2 separate regions of the Mus musculus genome follow, and region 1 is linked to region 2. The links are chromatin contacts, found by Hi-C in ENCODE. All regions are on one chromosome and are shown on one strand. Each heading gives the region's core, a stretch centred on a gene start or an enhancer-like site at or near the end of the contact. The rest is flanking DNA. Distances are from core to core; before and after follow the strand shown. Region 1 holds the start of 1700092K14Rik (RIKEN cDNA 1700092K14 gene). Region 2 overlaps Sdk2 (sidekick cell adhesion molecule 2).

What was found. A loop is a pair of places that touch in the nucleus more often than their neighbours do.
Region 1: a map of left cerebral cortex shows a loop between it and region 2 (2.5-fold over the local background). The contact joins the promoter of 1700092K14Rik here to the enhancer-like site in region 2. A Hi-C loop is called at or near these places in 1 of 37 maps with a recorded cell type or tissue (left cerebral cortex).

Annotation. Positions count from the first base shown.
Region 1 is chr11:114,196,734-114,199,952 of GRCm38, reverse strand. It overlaps 1700092K14Rik (RIKEN cDNA 1700092K14 gene), which reads right to left and starts at 1,695. Exons shown (of 3, transcript NR_045930.1): 1 at 1,630-1,695; 2 at 1,076-1,227; 3 at 754-930.
Region 2 is chr11:113,926,624-113,929,839 of GRCm38, reverse strand. All of the region lies in intron 2 of Sdk2 (sidekick cell adhesion molecule 2), which reads left to right. Among named protein-coding and RNA genes, the nearest start is that of Gm51929, 110 kb to the left of the region's middle. Within about 2 kb of position 1,858, at least 1 of the 3 ENCODE cell types and tissues checked has a DNase peak (open chromatin) inside an H3K27ac peak, as active enhancers do; it is left cerebral cortex, where a contact is called at or near this core.

The DNA.
Region 1 (3,219 bases), core at 446-2,945, 270 kb before region 2:
GGAAAGAAAGCAGATCCCATCATTCTGTGGACATGAAGGAAGAAGAAATCAAGACATTCTGTTACACAGGCCCCATGCAGGAACATTTATAAGATGGTTGGCTTCTCTATCTAGAATGGAGGACAGGTGGTCTGGGAGAGGGACTCTCACCCGGATGCATGTCCATCCCTCCACTTACCATCTAAAAGGTGCACATAACAGGGCATGGGAATGGAGGGTCTTAGCTTGGGGACTGAGTTCAAGCCCCTTGGTTGCTTCCTGACCCTATTCTCACTTCAATGCTCTCTTGAACAACCAGGCCACTCAAGATTGCATGGATTCAGTTTCCTTTTGGAGAATTTTGAAAAGCTTTACTACACATATTTGTGTGTGTCAGTGTGCATACCAGCATCTGCATGTGGAGGTCAGAGGACAACAGGCAGGAGTCAGTTCTCCTATGTGGCTCCAGGGGATCGAACTCAGGGAGTAAGTCTTGTCTGCAAGCATCTTTACCCACTGAGCCAGCTCTCCAGCCCATCCTCAGGGGATTATGAGAAGGAAGGCAGTTAGCCAGCCCAAGAAATGTGAGAAGAGCTCCTGCAGCTGCCTCACTGAAGCTTGTCTTCATAGGGCTGAGTTACTCTCATATCCCCAGCTCATCAAAAACACCCCAGTGGGGCCCCTGCCATCCTCCCTCCTGCCATCACCCATAAGATCACAGGACGAGATAGGTGGAGGGACCGGCAAAGCAAACCGTCAGGGTCAGGGCGAGCTCCTCAGTAACTTCTTATTTATTGGCCTCCTCCAGTCTCGCGGTTGCTGGTTGTGCTCAATATTTTATTCTTGTTGTACCTGCTCCGAAGCGGAGCTGCGGGCAGTTTTGATAAATGGATTGAAAGGAAGTTTTGTCTGGTTTTGCTGAAGCTTCTGTAAGTGCCTCTGGATCTTGGGCTGAAATGATATTTCCCCAGCTTCCTGCTGTGATCTCGCTCCCGGGCGGCTCTTCTCCTCCCCGCTCTCCCTGGGCACTCTGCCTCCCAACCCCCATGCACGCATGCACATACACGTGCAAGGAGGCACAGATCTGTATACTCACTCAGGACCACTCAAGGTACCAGTGTGGAAGGGAGCAGAGTGTGTGTCCCTATGGACCGGCAAGCCCATACTACAGTCTTGTGCACAGACATGCCCTCGGTGCACACGAAGGCAGACACACATGCTGTCCTCTCTGAGTTCAGCCAGCCCGATCTGCAGGGAAGCCCTTGATGAGCATGGGTAGAGATGAGCAGATCCCAAGAAGGAAGAAGCCTGGAACTCTGATGATCTCTGCTGGAGCCCTGCCCCCAGCTGCTGGATTCCTCCAGCCTTCCTCCTCCGCCTGCCTGCAGGCCTTGGAGGCCCCACTGGGCCAGCTGGAAGCTTTATCCAACCACATCTGAAACAGCTCAGGAGCTGTGCCTGGCCGCCAGCCGTTTCCATAAATAACTTGCTGAGCCTGGCTCCTTGCCCTTCTGGTGATGTCATTGGCGTGGGCCCAGTGATGAAGTCATAGGCTTCCCTTCCCTGAGCCCTCCCTTTGGGTGGAGCGAGACACCCCTTCTTCCCCCTTCACAGAACCATTACTGAGAAATTTCACCTGTCTGTCCTCACCTCTTCCTGTTCCCACCACTCCAGGTATTGGATACAGGCTTTCCACCATCTGGACCAACTAACTGTGATGGTGCCAGACAGCATCTTGTCTCCCCATTGTCAGTTACTGAGCCGCCTCCCAACTTTGCCATCTCCTTGGATATTGTTTCCAGGTAACAACAGACTTTTAAGTTTCAAGGGTGGCAGAGAAAGGTTGGCATCTTGATGATGCTCTACACAAGCTTCTCCAGCTGTGTGACATCAGACAAAATACCTCACCTCTCTGTGCCTCTGTTTTCTCATCTTTAAACTGAAGACAGTAAAGAAAGCTATCCCAGGACTGCCTAAGTCTTCCGTGGGCTCACAGAGCTTGAAGTGTCGATACACTGGACAGGCCCGTCATATGAACCACATTTCCACAAGCGCCTAGTTTTGTATGTTTTCTGCTCTGTGACTGCGGTCTTCTCTGTGGTGTTCATGTCTGGAGCCAGGGAGCCATCTCAGTCTCCTTGACACATTTCTTGCTATGTAGCCAAGGATAACCTGGAACTTCTGACCCTTCCACCTCGAGAATGCTGGAACTGCAGGTGTGAGCAGACGCTGGAAGAACCAGGGGAGGGGGGCACGGTGGGAACTGGTGGGAGCAGCTCTGAGGTGCTCAAGCCCCACCTGCCCTCACCCTCTGGACAGAAGGAAGTGACCTTCCTCCTCAGACAATCTCAAGGAAGTCCGGGATTGTTCTTATTTTCTATAGGAAGAAACTGAGGCAGGCTGGAGAGATGGCTCAGGCAGTGAAGGCTTGCCATGTAAGCAGGAGAACTTTAGTTCAATGCCCAGAACCTACAAAACTACAAAGAACCCAGCTCAGTGTCATGTTCTCTTAATCCCAACACTGGGGAGATGGAGTTAAGTAGAACCCTTCTGGAGGCCCATTGGCCACCCAGCCTAGGCTAACCAGCAAGCCCTGGGCCAAACAGAAGCTGTCTCAAAACCAGGAGCTAGCTTGGCCATTAAAGGCCAAGGTGTCCCTCTGTCCTCTCCCTTCTTCTCTCTTCTCTTACCTCTCCCCCACCTCTCTCTCTCACACACACACACCACACACACACACACACACACACACACACACACGAGAGAGAGAGAGAGAGAGAGAGAGAGAGAGAGGTGGAGGCAGAGAGATCAAACATCTTACTACCAGGACAAACAACAACGGCATCCTAAGACACCCATGGACCTGCCCAGAACCCTTGCCTGATTTCCAGATGTGTGCGCTGGAAGAGTTCACAGGAGACTGTGTCTTTGAACTCGGTGGCAGAGGTGAGCCTTGGCTTCTGTGTCCCATGCGGTGGCCACGGAGCCCCAGGAACTGGGTCAGCGAGATACACACCGGGTTTTGGTGATTTTGTATAGGAAAGGGAATGCAGGAGAGCTTATGAATAATTCCTTGGGATTCATTATGCGTTGAGTTGATAATGTTTTTCGTGTGTTGAGCCAACTAAGGGATGCTATTACCGATGGTTTCACCTGCTTCCTTTTGCTTTTATGAGCTGGTTATCAGAGATTTAAAACCACATGCGTGGATCCTATTAGATTTCTCTTGGGCGCCTCTATTCT
Region 2 (3,216 bases), core at 609-3,108:
GGGTAGACATGGAAGAGGGATGAGAGATACAGGAGGGATTTTAGTGGGGACTGCAGAGGCTGAGAGAAGGGAGGGAATGCGGGCTCAGAATGAACAAGCATGGGGGTGGTTCTCAGGCACTAGGGAGCCCCAGAAGGCTGGGGAGAGAGGTCCTTGTGAGCCTAGGAGGACTTCAGGGAGAGAGGTCCTTTCTCAGACACAAATATAGGAACCAGGACAGACCATTCCCTGAAAGAGCCTGGGCACAGGCCTAAGGACCAACCATAGCCAATCCAAGGCCTGCGGCCACCACGGTCTCTCTCCTTCACCTTAGACTCCTAGAGAATGGGACCCTGCCTGTGGGGACATGCTTGACTTGACTCTGAGCATTGTCTCCAGACAGGGACATACTGCTGTATCCAAACCCCCCCCCAAAAAAAAACCTTGGTGGCTTAGACAAACTATCATTTCTCTATGAGTACCTACTGGACTGGCCCCTGACCCTATTTACTGATAGTCCACTTAGGCAAACTCCTGAGTGAGTCCAAGGCTAGCCTTCTCTCCTCATGTGGCCTCTCCTTTCTGACATGGAGGACTCTGAGTCAGATGGAAAACTCGGGGTCCTCGTTTGAGAGGCATATAGACACTGCAAGTCCATTGAGACCTGTGCCATCACATGTGGGGTGAGGGGGGGCACCATAAAGCCAGCCTAGATTTAGAACAAGATGGGGTCTATGTCCTGGGAAAACTGCAGAAAAATACCAGGCTTGCAGTCTCTGATCTCCGAGCCTTTGCTCAGGCTTGGCCAGTGTCCAGTGGCTTCACAAGCACCTTTTCCAGATGGTGGCTCCCAGCAGGTCCCCTTGGGCCTAATTAACACGGTTCTGGTCTGCTTCATCCAGAAGTTGCTTCTGAAGTCACCTGCAAGGGTGACTTTGGAGAGTCCAGAGAGAATGTTTGGGTACAACATGGCCTGGAGGGGCAGGGCAGAGGGGACAGAGGTAATGGGGCAGGTTCTAGATTCTGGCCTGAGAGAGTCCATTCAGGGGGTCAGGGCACAGCCATCCCAGGCAAGCACCTTGCGTCATGTCTCACGTGCATGAGCTCTACCCACAGGCTGCCTGCAGGCCAGGGTTTACCTGGCTGAATGAGCCTCGAGCCAGCATCAGGACCATAAGGAGGACAAACGGCCTCCTTTCTTCCTGGCAAGGCAGATGAATGAGTGAGGGAGCGTAGAGCCAGTAACAGTGATGCTGAGTCAGACAGCATGTACGAATGCCTTATGGCAGGCCCTGAGCACACTGCCTGTGTTGTCACACTTAATCCCCGTGGTATCGCTTCAGGCAGGAGCTAAGGCATGTTCTGCCACCTGCTCACTGTTAGACCCCGAGGCGTGTTCCTTAACCCCTCCCTCTGTGCCTTGGTTTCTTCATCTTCTCCATCTGCCAAATGGAGACGTAGCTCTGACGTAGGGTAGTTCATAAAGAGGATGAAGAACATTAGGAAAGATTCATTACCATGACCCTGCCTTGGGGAGGGAGCCAGGCACTGTGGATAAAGTTTACAGCTATACTGTAGATCAGTGAGGTAGACAGAGAGCCAGAAATGGCTGATTGAGAAACACGGCCATACCTTGCCACAGGGAGGGTAGGTCATTGCTAACCTTGAGTCTGGTCTGCCTGGGTCAGGAGACTCAGTCTGATTGTACAGCACCTGGGCTGCTGATGGTGGGCAGGGCTCCAGGCAGACCTCTTCCCTGTCTCCCCACACCCGCCTGCCAGGCAAGTTGCAGGGAGTTTCTGGAGCCCCTTAGCTCAACCTCCAGGCTTATCAACATTCATTCATCCCACAGACATCTGGTCTAGGGAAGTCGGAAGCCTGAGGCAGTCTAGGGAGCAGAGTGGGGCTGGGTAGGAAGCTCTGGCCAGCTGGGCAGAGCCAGGCAAGGTTCACTGTCTCACAGCTCACCCATGCCTACCCAGTACCCACCTCAGTGTAGCTACTGCATACTCACCCCTCCACTTGATACTGAGCGGCAGCTGAAGGATCTACTGCAAGGTTATCCCTGCCCACAAGATGCCCAAGTTCTCGTTATCCCTGCCCACAGATGCCCAAGTCATCCCAGGGATCCAGAGATGATAAGGGGAGCAGGGTAGGTAATATTTAACATCATCCCTTCTGTCTCCAGAGACATCCCCTCTGTGATCTTGGTAGCCGGCTGCAAGGATGAATAGACCAGAGATGTACCTGGGGATCAGGACAGCTCTAACCCACGACAGCCACAGAACGGTGTTCATCACATTGTAAGGATGACAGCATCGCTGTGGTTGCTGCCATTGTTACTGTTAATACTCAGAGCCCCACACAGCATCTGGCCATGGAGCGTTCCAGGGAGGGTGGGATGAGTCACTGCGACGATGAGCTACACAGAAAAGCAAATTTCCTGGCTCCTGACTCAGTTTCTGGGACCCAGCTAAGCCGTTGGCAGCCAGTTCTGCTATGATGTAACTTACACGTTCACAAATATCTCCATGCCATGCAAAGTCATGCAAAACTCCGCAAGGCCTGTCGGGGAGGCGGGAGCATGGCACCCAGCATCTCCATTGGTGGCACACACAGAAAAGGAGAGGTCTCGAATACAGATGGCTGCGTGATTTTGCAAGGGTTCACTGGTTAAACTGATTCACTGGTTAAAAGCTGGAATACTGGAGCAGAGTTGATGCTTTGCTGGAAGGGCTAGACGTGGGTTTGGGGAGTGGGCGTTGGAAGGAATGTGGCTGGTGAGCTATTATTCAGGGGTAGCAAAAGAGCCATCTAAAATCAAAAGAGTGTTGTAACTCAAGTGTCAGGGAACTGAGGACCCTAAAGGTTTGAGTATTTGGTGCAGAAGTGGTTCAGATAGCTCCAGATTTCTATACATGCCTGTCATTTCTTGTAGAGAAAACCACACATAGACTTATGTGATATTAAGCCATGTAGTGGCCCTGCCCTATGCTGAGGATCTATAGGCTATAACTGTTGCTCGGGAGAAGAATAGGCATTTACATCAATGAGCTGATAAACAACCCCTCACAAGCATAATGAAAGTCAATTAAGTGAGCATGCATGTGCACACATGTACACGCACACACACACACACAAAAGTATAAAATAAAATCTTAAGTTATCAAAAAATTCATAAAAAGTATTGCATAGATGAAAATGTCATAATGCATACTAATTTTATATCTGTTGCTA